2 separate regions of the Homo sapiens genome follow, and region 2 is linked to region 1. A link is a contact called in ENCODE Hi-C or POLR2A ChIA-PET data. All regions are on one chromosome and are shown on one strand. Each heading gives the region's core, a stretch centred on a gene start or an enhancer-like site at or near the end of the contact. The rest is flanking DNA. Distances are from core to core; before and after follow the strand shown.

Region 1 (6,579 bases), core at 2,182-4,681:
GTGGCACAATCGTAGCTCACTGCAGCATCGACCTTCCAGGCTCAAGCAATCCTGCCTCAGCCTCCCAAGTAGCTAGATCCACAGGTGCATGCCACCTTGCCCAGCTAGTTTTTCCATTTTTTTTGCAGAGAAGGGGTCTCCTCTCTAAGTGGCCAAGGCTGCTGGTCTGGAACTGCTGGCCTCAAGCGATCCTCCTGTCTCCAAAGGGCTAGGATTACAGCATTAAGCCAAGGTGCCCGGCCTTTTGCACTTTTAGATTCCCGGGTTCCACCGTTTTATTCCCAGGTTGTCCTACAGAGGGCAGCCAAGGCCAGAGATGGAAGACAAACTGCCCGCTCTCCCCTCAACTTTCTCCCAGGTCCTGTAAAAGCAGGTTCCAAGCCTGTTGTGGCCTCGGGCAAATCCCTTCCCTCTTTGGGCCTCAGTTTCCCCATCTGTTTTTGTTTCTTTTTTTTTTTTTTTTTTTGAGACAGAGTCTCTCTCTGTCACCAGGCTGGAGTGCAGTCGCGCGATCTTGGCTCACTGCAAGCTCCACCTCCCATGTTCAAGCGATTCTCCTGCCTCAGCCTCACAAGTAGCTGGGATTACAGGCGTGTGCCACCACACCCAGCTAATTTTTGTATTTTTAGTAGAGACGGGGTTTCACCATGTTGGCCAGGCTGGTCTCGATCTCTTGACCTCGTGATCCGCCCGCCTCGCCCTCCAAAAGTGCTGGGATTACAGGCGTGAGCCACCGCGCCCAGCCTAAGGGAGATACTTTTATCTGGCCCATTTTATTGATGAGGTGACTGGGGTATGAGGGGGCTAAATGAGATGCCCAATGTTTCCAGCTGGTAAGTGGAGGGGCGGGGATTCAAACTTGGCTGAGTCCAGAACCCTGAATTTCCTGTGCACACCAAAGCTTCTCCAGGAATAGGGAGTTTTAGGGGGCACAGCAGGGCTTGGTGGGGACGCTGGGAAATGCTGAGTAGATCCAGCTTTCCTTGGCGCACAGCCTTCCGTGGCTCTCATTTCACTCACGTAGAAGAAGACCAAGTCCTTCTCAAAGTGCACTGGGTCCTGCAAAACCTGCACCTTTTCACCTCCCTCCCCTGGCCTCCTCCTTCTGTCCTCCTTGGACTCTCTGCTCCAACCACATGGGCCTCCTCAATGTTCCTCCAACATGCCAGGACGTTTCCTCCTGCCTCAGGGCCTTTGCACTGGCTGTTGCCTCCACCTGGGACACTTTTCCCTCTGATATCCCTACAACTCTCTCCCACAGCTCTTCCAAATACTCTCAAACATGACCTTCCCCAGGAAGCCTTCCCTTGCCAGCCTGTTAACAACTGCAACTGCAGCAGTGAGCTATAATTGCGCCACTGTACTCCAGCCTGGGCAACAGAGCAAGATTCTGTCTCAAAAAATAAATAAATAAGTCTATTTTTAAAAATAAATAAGTAAATAAATAAATTTAAATAAATAAATAAACTCTGTCTCTCAAAAACAATTAAAATGTGGCTGGGTGCGGTGACTCACACTCAAGGCAGGTGGATCACTTGAGGCCAGGAGTTTAAGACCAGCCTGGCCAACATGATGAAACCCCATCTGTACTAAAAATACAAAATTTAGCCAGGCATAGTAGTGGGCGTCTGTAATCCCAGCTACCTGGGAGGCAGAGAAAGGAGAATCGCTTGAACCGGAAAGGTGGAGGTTGCAGTGAGCCGAGATCGCGCCACTGCACTGCAGCCTGGGTGACAGAGCGAGACTTCCTCTTAAAAAAAAAAAAAAGAAAAAAATTCCAACAGCCAAGGGTGGCATTCCCAATCCACCTTACTGCTTTATTACCTACTCACTTACGGTTTAATTTACTTATGTACAGTTGACCCGCGAACAACGCGGGTTTGAATTGCATCCATCCACTTATAAGTGGCCTTCGAAAAATAAAATACAGTTGGCCATCCGTATCCGCGGGTTCTTTAACCCCTACCAAATGCGGAGGCAGGATGGGAAACCTGCGGATACAAAGGGCGGATTTTTCCTATACAGGGATTCTGTTGGGCAACTGGGGGACGAGTATACGCGGATTTTGGTATATGCGGTCTTGGAACCAATCTCCAAAATTCCGAGGAGTATTATGTTTTTCGTCTGTGTTTCCGACTCCCAAGTTAGCTCTTAAAGGTAATGATTTCTCCGTTTTGTTTACTACCACGCCCCCAGCATCTAGCACAGCATCTGGCATACAGATGCTCAACTAATTATTTGTTGAAACTAATGTCCTGCATAAAAGTAGTGTAATTTACTTTTTTTTTTTTTTTTTGAGATGGAGTCTTGCTCTGTCGCCCAGGCTGGAGTGAAACGGCCGATCTCGGCTCACCGTAACCTCCGCCTCCCAGGTTCAAGCGATTCTCCTGCGTCAGCCTCCTGAGTAGCTGGGATTACAGGCGCCCATCACCATGCCTGGCTAATTTTTGTATTTTTAGTAGAGACGGGGTTTCGCCATGTTGGCCAGGCTGGTCTCGAACTCCTGACGTGCCCACCTCGGCCTCCCAAAGTGCTGGGATTACAGGCGTGAGCCACCACACCCGGCCTTATTTATTTATTTATTTAGAGACAGTCTCGCTCTGTCCCTCAGGCTGGAGTGCAATGGCGTGATCTCAGCTCACTGCAACCTCCACCTCCCGGGTTCAAGCGATTCTCCTGCCTCAGCCTCCCAAGTAGCTGGGATTACAGGTATGTGCCACAACGCCCAGCTAATTTTTTATATTTTTAGTGGAGACGGGGTTTCACCATGTTGGCCAGGCTGGTCTCAAACTGCTGACCTCAAGTGATCCGCCCGCTTCGGCTTCCCAAAGTGCTGGGATTACAGGCGTGAGCCACCGCTCCCGACCCCTAATTTACATTTTTAAAAACCCTAGCAGGGGCCGGGAACCATGGCTCACGCCTGTAATCCCAATGCTTGGGAGGCCAAAGTGGGAGAATCGCTTGAGCCCAAGAGTTCAAGATCAGCCTGGGCAACCTGGCAAGACCTCGTCTCTACAAAAAATTTAAAAATTATCCAGGCCTATTGGTGCATGTCTGTAGACGCAGCTACTTGGGAGGCTGAGGTGGGAGGATAGCTTGAGCCCAGGACGAGGCTGCGGTGAGTCGTGATCGTACCGCTGCACTCCAGCCTGGGCGACAGAACGAAACCGTTTCAACAGAACAACAAAGACAAAAACCTCCAAAACACCCTAACAGTTAAATTTCCTCAGTCCAGAAGCTGATTGCAGTCCAGTTCGCAATTGGCCAGGCTCTAGTTTATATAGGACCTGAGGCTCCACCCATGTGCAGGCACCGCCCCCGTGGCGTCACGAGCGAGCAATGGCGTCATTGGAACGACATGAGCATGCGCACTTCCCCAGCACAATCAGGGAAGACACGCGTGACCCGGAAGGTCTTCCCGCCACACTCCAGAGCGGATGTGAGGGGCGCCGATGGCGGAGGGAACGGCGGAGGCTCCTCTAGAGAATGGTGGTGGTGGCGACTCGGGAGCCGGAGCTTTGGAACGAGGAGTGGCGCCCATTAAGCGTCAGTGAGTCGCCGGGGCAGGAGGGAAGCTGAAGGGCCTTTTCCGGCACCCATAGCGCGGTCCGAGCTGTGCATGCCGGGAGATTAGGCAGCGGCTGAGGGCGAGAAGCCACCGGCTCTTCATTCCGGGCCGTTCTTCCGCCTGCAGGGTGGTCAGCGGAGGTACCTGAGATCGTGCACGTTGGGGCCTGTCACATGCGCGAAGGACACCACGTGCATGCTAGGGCAGGTGGGATTTGAGGCCAGGCCCGCGCTGCATACTGGGGATTGTAGTCCCTGCATATGGACGTACGGCGCATGTGCTCTGCCAGCGGCCGTTACTGGCGGGTCTTGGGGTTGAAGCGAGTGCCGCGGGGCGTGCTGGGGCCTGCGGTGTTTGAAGGGCCGAAAGGCGTGCTGGGAAATGTGGTGGCTTAGACTCCGCTTCAAGGCATGCTGGGAATTGTAGTTTTTCGCAGCCTAACGTGCGCAGGGACGTTCTTGACTGAACCTGATAATAGTTTCGCGCAACACTTTGGACAGTGAGGACCCAGGGACAAAATAGGTCTTTTTTGAGGCCGTGAGGGGCTCCCAGGCTGGGAGCTGGCTGGTTCTTAAGTAGTGAGCTCCCCATCAGCAGAAGGATTTAAGGACGTGCAAGTGTTTCTAGCCTCCTTTCCCCAGTGTTTATTGACTATGTTCGGAGGGTTTTCCTTTCCCTTTCTGTCGGCAGATACCTCACCACCAAGGAGCAGTTTCACCAATTCCTGGAAGCCAAAGGGCAGGAGAAGACTTGCCGGGAAACCGAGGTAGGAGACCCTGCTGGCAATGAGCTGGCTGAGCCTGAGGCTAAGCGGATCCGACTGGAGGATGGACAGACGGCGGACGGGCAGACGGAGGAGGCAGCAGAGCCCGGGGAGCAGCTACAGACTCAGAAGAGGGCCCGGGGACAAAACAAGGGCCGGCCCCATGTGAAGCCCACGAACTACGACAAGAACAGGCTGTGTCCCTCCCTAATCCAGGCAAGTGCGGCCACGTGAGCATTCCTGCCGGGGCAGGCAGGAGCAGGGTGTGTTTCCTGGCAGCGGGTAATTGTTAGAAAGCTCCTGGGCCTTCAGCAACGAGCAGTGAGCTTGCTCTGATGCCATTCCGTCTTCATTCTCCTCGGGATACATTGTAGGGCTTGTCATTGTTCTCATTGTATAAATGGAGATGCAGAGGCACGGTGAGGTGCCTGACTTGCTCAGGGACACAAGAGCCAGGAGGGGTGATCTAGAGTTTGAACCCTGGCTGCTGGGCTGCCCCGGGGTCTCCCTGTCCTCCCTCACTGCTTCCCTGTTTCCTCGCAGGAGTCGGCTGCTAAGTGTTTCTTCGGTGATCGCTGCCGCTTTCTGCACGACGTGGGGCGCTACCTGGAGACCAAGCCGGCCGACCTGGGCCCCCGCTGCGTGCTCTTCGAGACCTTCGGCCGGTGCCCCTACGGCGTGACCTGCCGCTTCGCTGGGGCCCACCTGAGGCCCGAGGGACAGAACCTGGTGCAGGAGGAGTTGGCGGCCCGCGGGACCCAGCCCCCGTCCATCCGCAACGGCCTGGACAAAGCCCTGCAGCAGCAGCTGCGGAAGCGCGAGGTCCGCTTCGAGCGAGCTGAGCAGGCCCTGCGCCGGTTCAGCCAGGGCCCCACACCCGCTGCCGCTGTCCCCGAGGGCACGGCAGCCGAGGGCGCTCCCAGGCAGGAAAACTGTGGTGCCCAGCAGGTCCCCGCAGGGCCGGGCACTAGCACCCCTCCCAGCAGCCCCGTGCGGACCTGCGGGCCCCTGACGGATGAGGACGTGGTCAGGCTGCGGCCCTGTGAGAAGAAGCGGGTACGTGTTGAGGACAACGTCAGTAGCAGATCTGTCCATCTGGTGTGCGTCTATTAAATACCAGCTGTGTCCACGTTCCTGTTCTAGCTGCCTGGGAGTCAGAGGCTGTGTGCCTTGAGGGAGCTCCTGGCTGAGTCTCCCTCTCTGTGCTCTGTCCTGGGCCCAGCCCTCAGGAGGTGGGGACAGAAAGAGCTGGACAGGGCCGGGGGCGGTGGCTCACGCCTGTAATCCCAGCACTTTGGGAGGCTGAGGCAGGCAGATCATTTGAAGTCGGGAGTTCAAAACCAGCCTAGCCATCATGGTGAAACCCTATCTCTACTAAAAATACAAAAATTAGCCGGGCCTGGTGGCGGGCACCTGTAATTCCAGCCACTCAGGAGGCTGAGGCAGGAGAATCACTTGAACCCAGGAGGCGGATGTTGCAGTGAGCCAAGATTGTGCCACCGCACTCCAGCCTGGGCAACAGAGCAAGACTCTATCTCAAAAAAAAAAAAAAAAAAAGAGCTGGACACACTCTAAGTCTCAGAGGGTCAGGGTCGGGCAGCGGGGGACAAATGTGGGAGGCTTCCTGGAAGAGGGGGCATTGGGACTGGGTTTGGATGGTTAAGTAGAAGCTCTCCAGTGGAGGAGACGATGAGGAAAGGAACATTCCTGATGAAGGGATTGATTGGCACATGCAGAGGCCCAGCAAAGGAGCCAGACCATTTGGGCCAAGTGTGTCCTAGACTGTGGGTAGAAGGGAGGCTCCAGGGCCTCAGCAGCTGGGGTGGAGGCCAAGCTCCACTTGTGTGTATTTTTTTCCCTCCAGCTGGACATCCGTGGCAAACTTTACCTGGCCCCCCTCACCACGGTAGGACCTGGGTCAGGTGGCTGGTCGGGTGGCAGGGTGGCAGTGTGGTCATTCCAACAGGGCTTAGTGTCTGTCCCCACCTACTGGATTGTGGGGCTGGGGCGCATATTCAGGGTTCTGCTGTGTGTGTGTGTGTGTGCGCGTGCAAGAGCATGTGTGTCTGTCCTGCTCCCCCCGCAGTGTGGGAACCTGCCCTTCCGACGGATCTGCAAGCGCTTCGGGGCGGATGTGACATGTGGAGAGATGGCCGTCTGCACCAACCTGCTGCAGGGCCAGATGTCCGAGTGGGCCCTACTCAAACGCCACCAGTGTGAGGACATCTTTGGCGTCCAGGTCAGTGCC
Region 2 (6,579 bases), core at 1,845-4,344, 210 kb after region 1:
GGGCTCTGGTGGCCCCTCTCGGGCCTGTGGGCTGGCTCACTTGGCCTGACTGTCACTGCATCCGGCAACCCACAGCAGGCAGGCACTCGTGCAGATGGGTCTGGCTGCTTTCCTGCACGGCCACTGTGACTGCTTGGCCACTTGGGACTCAGGACACTGGACTCGGATTTTCATCTCCCAGAGTTTGTCTGAAACTTTAAACAAATAGCTTTCTTTAAGTATAGTTCACACGACACACACTTCCCGTTTCACGTGTGCAGTCAGTGGAGGTTTGCGTGTACGTGGATCTGTTTAGCCATCCCCACGGCTGATTCTGAAGCATTTTCATCACGTCAAAAGAAACCCTGCCCCTTTTAGCAGCTGCACCCTCCCCCCTGCCCTTGGTAGCCACAGGTCCCTTTCTGGCTCTGGATTTGCCGTCTTGAGTCATTTCTTGGCCTGCGCGGTGTGCCTGCTGGGCCTGGCTTCTCCCTAAGCCTTGGGTATTCAGGGCTCATCTCCACATGCTGCCTGGGCCAGCGCTTCCTTCCTAGTTAGGGCTGAACATTCCATGGTCCAGACACACTACATAGTGTTATCTGCTCATCAGTTCATGGGTGTTGGGGTCCTTCTCCCTTTGGCTGTTAGGAATCCTGCCGCTAGGAACATTCATGCACAGATGTCTTTGGCCATGTTTTCATTTCTGGCAGGTAGGAATGGGTTTGCTGGGTCATGGTAATTCTGCGCTTAACTTTTTGAAGAACCACCAAACTTTTCCACAGTGGCCACACCATTTTACATTTCCACCAGCAGTGGACAAGGGTTCTTCCCTTTCCTCGCACCCTCCACGGTGTGTGTTATTGTGTGATTCTAGCATCCCAGCCAGGGGGAGGTAGCATCTCGGTGTGGCTCGGATTGGCATTTCTGGGTGGCGTTGAGCACCTTCTCACGTGCTTACTAGCACATCTGTCTTTGGGGAAATGTCCCTTCCCTTGATTTGCCCACTTGACATGCAGCCCTTGTTGTGTGGCATGACCCACCATGCAGCTGAGGTCAGGGTGGGTGCGCCTGCTGCCGACACAACCCTGGAGGCTCATTAGATGGCTGCATGTCTTTTTCTTTTGGCAAAGGGGTGGCCGTGACTGGGGAGAGCACAACCAGCGGCTAGAGGAGCACCAGGCACGCGCCTGGCAGGGTGCCATGGACGCAGGCGCGGCTAGCCGGGAGCACGCCAGGTGGCAAGGTACGGGGCTGGCTCCAGGGACGAGGGTGGCTGTGGCCCCCACATGTGTCCAGGGGCTTCCCCAGGAACGGAGTGTTTGCAGACCCTTCTTCTCTTCTAGGTGGCGAGAGGGGCCTGTCTGGGCCCTCGGGGCCGGGGCACATGGCAAGCCGCGGTGGAGTGGCGGGGTAAGGTGTGTCGTCCGTGGAGGACGGTGGTTCACTCCTGCTCCTCACTTCCTCTCCCTTTTTTGCATGTTTGATCAGCTGGCTGGGTTGGATGTTATGAAAACAAAGCAAAAAGCAGCTCTTTGCAATTTATGCAAATAACGCTCTTGAGTTACCTGGAATACAATGTGCGATGATGATTTTTCTCACCTGGAAAAAAAACCCAAGCGCTCTAAAGGCTGCGGGACCGTTACTGAACCCATGTTACGATGAAAACGCTGAGCACTTCAAGGGGAAAAAAATTGTCTGACTTTGTTCCTAGGCGAGGCGGCTTTGCACAAGGTGGACATTCCCAGGGCCACGTGGTGCCAGGTGGCGGACTGGAAGGTGGCGGAGTGGCCAGCCAGGACCGGGGCAGCAGAGTCCCTCACCCACACCCTCATCCCCCCCCGTACCCCCACTTCACCCGCCGCTACTAAGTCCCACTCGCTGCGAGTTTTCGGGTGGGCAGACGCACTGTTGAATCTGGTAGCCAGGGTTCCCTCGAACTTGGGGGATCTTTTTAAAAGCAAAGTAAATCCTGCCACCATGTTGTAGCTCAATACAATGTGAACTCACTTTTTTTTTTTTTTTAAATAAATGTGTTCTTGTTCTGCCATTTTTAAATCAAGGTTTCTGTTAACGAGGCATTCCATTTTCCATTAATAAAGTTTACCATTCGCAGTCTTGCGTGCGCGTGCACATGCGTGAGTCCTGGTGGCCGTAGAGCTCGGGATGGGACCAACCCTGGGCGCAGTGGTGTGACCACATGGTGACTGTTGGCTCTGCCAGGTGCTGCCAAAGTCTTTTGCCTGCATCATCCTGCTGAGTTGTCATAACCACCTCAGGAAGTGGGCTGTCCGGGTTCCCATCATGGGATGAAACTGAGGCTGGGGAGTCAGCCCATGGGAACTAGGAATTCTTCAGGGGGTGCTGTGCACCATAGGGCCCTCAGACCAATCCCTTTACCCCGAGCCTGTCTCTGCGTGGGTAGTGGTGAGGGCGTGCCAGGCCCTGGGGAGCCCTCCCCCTGCCACCTCAGTCTGGGGCTGTGTCCCATGCTGGTGTGTGGTGGGCTCTGTCAGGGAGGGTCCGTGTGTGGTGGGCCCGCCCCTCCCCTGGCTGCCAAGTGTGTCCTGCTCAGTGTCTGCTGCCAGCAGCTGGTTAGGAGTGGGATGGCGCTGACTCGGTGATGGGCCCACGTGGTAGAACTGGTCCCTCCGTTCTTCTGGAAATGTCCATTTGTCTGCAAAAGTGCATTTGAGTGTGATGCCCATTTTCTTCCTTAAAGACTGTGCCAGATGAGGCACTTCGCTGGCCGGGGTAGCCCGCAGGCTGCCGGCCCATGCGCGCAGCCCTCCGTGCCAGGGCCCTCCAGGGGCCGGCCACTGTGAGGCACAGCTGTTCTGTTCAGAACTGCTGGTGCATGAGCGGAGCTGGTGCTGGCCAGGGGTAGGGGCTGCAGGCATCTTGGGGCAGAGGATGGTGCATGGGGTTGGCCTAGTGCCCTCTCGGCGGGAGGGGCAGCCCAGCCCGGTGTGGTGTGGTGAGAGTTAACTGGCAGGGCCACCTGCTGGGGACCTCTTTTCCTCCCCTCCGTATCTAGGACAGCCACCCGCAGGCCCCTCCTCCAACTGCCGGTTCTGCTGGAGTTCCCCCCGCCCCCGCTGGGAAGTTAAGTTTTTAAAAAGCCATGTTAAAATCCAGCCCAGCTTGCCACAGACACCAGAGCATGAAAGGCAGGTTGGCCCTGGCCCTCGGCGTCCTGTCTGGGCCTGAGCTGCCGTGAACGCATTCCGGAGCCTCCCCCACGGTGGCGGCTTCTGGAGTCATTTTCCAGTGGCAGGTGGACTGGGCGCCACGCCGCCTCTGTGTTGCACATGGGGTCTTCGCGGCTTGCCTGTCTCCCCGACGAGCCAGAGTCTAGAAATTGGGGTTGAGAGCTTCCCTGTTGGGCAATAAAAGGCAGGCTTAGCCTGCGTTGAGGAGGCAGCCTGGGATTGGGAGCAGGCCCTGTTTTCAGACCTCGGTGTCTCAGATGTCACGGAGCACCCCTTCCTGGAGGTGGGTGTGGCCTCCTGAACTATGAAGCAGGGGCTCAACCACTGCCAGGCTGCTCTATGGGAGCTGGAAAGGGAACCAGTCCCACTGGACATCCTATGGGGGCAGAAGAGCCCTGCCCTTTCCAACGAGCCGGGCCTGGAACCAGCTCTGTTCCACGCAGAAACAAAGCACTCGAGTTACCAGGACGGCTGTCACAAAGCACCATAGACTGCCTAAGGAAGCTCATTGGCTCTCAGTTCTTGAGGCCAGGAGTCTGAGATCTGGGTGTGGGCAGGGCTGTGTCCTTCCCAGGCTCCGTCCTGAGCCTCCTGGCTTCTGACAGCTGCCGAGCACCTCTGGGCATTCCTTGGTTTGTAAAAACATTGCCCAGTCTCGGCCTCCATCCTCATCATGTGGCCTTCTTCCTGCAAGCGTGTTTGTGTCCTGGTTCCCCCCCCCCTCCTTTTTTTTTTTTTTTTTTTTTGGAGACAGTCTCACTCTGTCACTGCTGGAGTGCAGTGGCGAGGATCTGGGCTCACTGCAGCCTCCGCTTCCCAGGTTCAAACGATTCTCCTGCCTCAGCCTCCCAAGTAGCTGGGATTACAGGTGCCTGCCACCACGCCCAGCTAATTTTTGTATTTTTAGTAGAGACGGGGTTCCACCATGTTGGCCAGGCTGGTCTCGAACTCCTGACCTCAAGTGATCCGCCCACCTCGGCCTCCCAAAGTGCTGGGATTACAGGCGTGAGCCACCGCGCCTGGCCTGTTTCTTTAATAATTGAGCATAGGTACGTTATATTAACTCAACTTTTATTTCAAGAGAGAAAAGGTGGGTGGAACAAAATACGTGTTATGAAAAGGAGATGCTGATGGACGTGTGGGTGGTTCCCCCCTTTGGGCAGTTGTGTGTGAATCACGCTGCCGTGAGCATTTATGGATATGTATGTGTTTGAACACCTGTTTTCCATTCTCCTGTGTATATACCTGGGACTGGGATTGCTGGGTCCTATGCTGACTTTGTAACTCCCTGTGTTTTATTTCTGGAAGTATAGCCAGACTTTTCCACAGTGGTGGTACCATTATACATTCCTACTAGCACTATATGAAGATTCCAATTCCCCTTTTTTACGAGACAGGGTCTCGCTGTGTCTCCCAGGCTGGAATGCAGTGGCGCGATCATAGCTCACTGCAGCCTCGAACTCCAGAGCTCAAGCCATCCTCCCACCTTGGCCTCCCAAGTTGCTAGGTCTACAGGCATGAGCCACCATGCCTGGCCTTGGTATACCATTTGGTGGTGAATTTTGTTATGTATCATTTCCCATCGTTTTAAAGACATTTTTAAAGGGGAGGGGGAGCTGTGGGGGCATCACGGGAATGAGAGCCACTGGGGCAGAAACAGGGAGCTTCTTGAGAGCAAGTTTAGGAGCCAACTGCCTGGCACCCAGCCTTCTCACTACCTGCCTGCCCACGGGCAGGTCATTACTGTCTGCTTTAGCTGCTTTAACTGGAAGGAGGGAGTAATCATTGTAGTTGCCATATGGGATCTTTACAAAGATTAGTTAATCCACATAAAAAGCTTGGCATACAGTAAATGCTTAATACATGTTGGCAGGCCCTGGGGAGCCCTACAGGAATAGAGCCTCGGGTGCTCATGTTTCACAGGGGCCCTGGCGAAATGCAATGCCAGAGGTCTGGAGGGGGTCCCGGTGAGGAAATGACCAGCTCCAGCCATACAGAAAGAAAACAGCAGAATCAGAATTAAGACCTTATGGCCTGGCGCGGTGGCTCATGCCTCGAATCCCAGCACTTCTGGAGGCTGAGGCGGGTAGGTCACCTGTGGTCAGGAGTTCGAGACCAGCCTGGCCAACATGGGGAAACCCCCATTTCTACTAAAAATACAAATATTAGCCAGGCATGGTGGTGGGTGCCTGTAATCCCAGCTACTCGAGAGGCTGAGGCAGGAGACTTCTTGAACCCTGGGGGGCGGAGGTTGCAGTGAGCCGAGATCGCGCCACTTCACTCTAGTCCCGGGTGAAAGAGCGAAACTCCATCTCAAAAAAAAAAAAAAAAGAAAGAAAAAGTAGAATTAAGACCTTACGAAATGTCTCCACAGCTACAAAATGTGTCAACTTCACCAATTGCTAAATTTTGTATTCATAAAGATTTCATTACATTTCAAAACAGCTCCTAGGTTAGATTTTCTTATTCCCAAGGAACTCCCAAGCCTCCACGATGATTGCCAGTCTCAAATTGCATGCATGACTCCTAGTCACATAATTTCAAAGGCAAAGTTAGAACAGGGCCTTTTGATTCCAAAAAAACCCAACAACCATAAAGTCGACGTTTAACGGGGATGCCGTGCCTTTTAACAGGTTTGCCGGATTGAGGGGCAGGGCTTCCTTGAGTCCCAGTGACCCACGGGAGAGGTGAGGCTGTTCCTACCTGGTCATACGATGGTGACAAATCAGGGTTCGGATTCTGCTCTCACTGCTGGGTGGGTTCAGACCTCAGCCCTTCAGCCATTTCTTTGGTCAGCTGGGTGGACTAGGAGAGCTTTTCTCTTTGTTTTTTGAGATGAAGCCGTGCCGTGTTGCCCAGGCTGGAGTGCAGTGGCACAATCTTGGCTCACTGCAACCTCCGCTTCCCGGGTTCAAGCGATTCTCCTGCTTCAGCCTCCCAAGTAGCTGGGATTACAGGTACCTGCCACCATGCCTGGCTAGTTTTTGTATTTTTAGTAGAGATGGGGTTTCCCCATGTTGGCCAAGCTGGTCTCAAACTCGTGGCCTCGGGTGATTCTCCTGCCTTGGCTTCCCAAAGTGCTGGGATGACAGGCATGAGCCACCACACCCAGCCACGAATTCCTTCACCTTAATCACATCTGCAAGGTCCCTTTGTCTTGGAGACCAATGTGTTCATAGGTCCCAGGGATTAGGACGTGGGCATCCTTGTCCGTCACCCTGGTGTACAACAGAATCCACTTTGGGAAGCACCTGATGTGCTTACCAGTCAAGCAAGTTAGACATCTCTAGTCCCCCTGGCCAGCCACCAATTTATATGAGGACACCTACGGACGCCACACAACATCACCAAACCCAGACATAGCCCAGTGCAGCTCCCTGGGAAACTGGAG

What was found. A loop is a pair of places that touch in the nucleus more often than their neighbours do. ChIA-PET counts read pairs that join two places held with the same protein, here RNA polymerase II (POLR2A). Pooled maps may share reads with other maps.
Region 2: a loop to region 1 is called in a pooled map, with 3 times the contacts of the local background. The contact joins the enhancer-like site here to the promoter of DUS3L in region 1. A Hi-C loop is called at or near these places in 5 of 50 pooled maps. POLR2A ChIA-PET finds 5 or more read pairs at or near these places in 2 of 52 experiments (Caco-2 and activated CD4-positive, alpha-beta T cell).

What each region holds. Positions count from the first base shown.
Region 1 is chr19:5,788,015-5,794,593 of GRCh38, reverse strand. It overlaps DUS3L (dihydrouridine synthase 3 like), which reads left to right and starts at 3,431. Exons shown (of 13, transcript NM_020175.3): 1 at 3,431-3,550; 2 at 4,259-4,547; 3 at 4,875-5,387; 4 at 6,196-6,237; 5 at 6,418-6,570. The coding sequence starts at 3,453. RefSeq lists an enhancer at 3,249-3,708.
Region 2 is chr19:5,582,511-5,589,089 of GRCh38, reverse strand. SAFB2 (scaffold attachment factor B2) reads left to right here. Exons shown (of 21, transcript NM_014649.3): 19 at 1,110-1,222; 20 at 1,323-1,389; 21 at 1,691-2,091. The coding sequence ends at 1,847. Among named protein-coding and RNA genes, the nearest start is that of TINCR, 18 kb to the right of the region's middle. RefSeq lists enhancers at 2,031-3,023, 2,878-3,172, 2,918-3,212, 3,192-3,251. Within about 2 kb of position 3,094, at least 14 of the 41 ENCODE cell types and tissues checked have a DNase peak (open chromatin) inside an H3K27ac peak, as active enhancers do.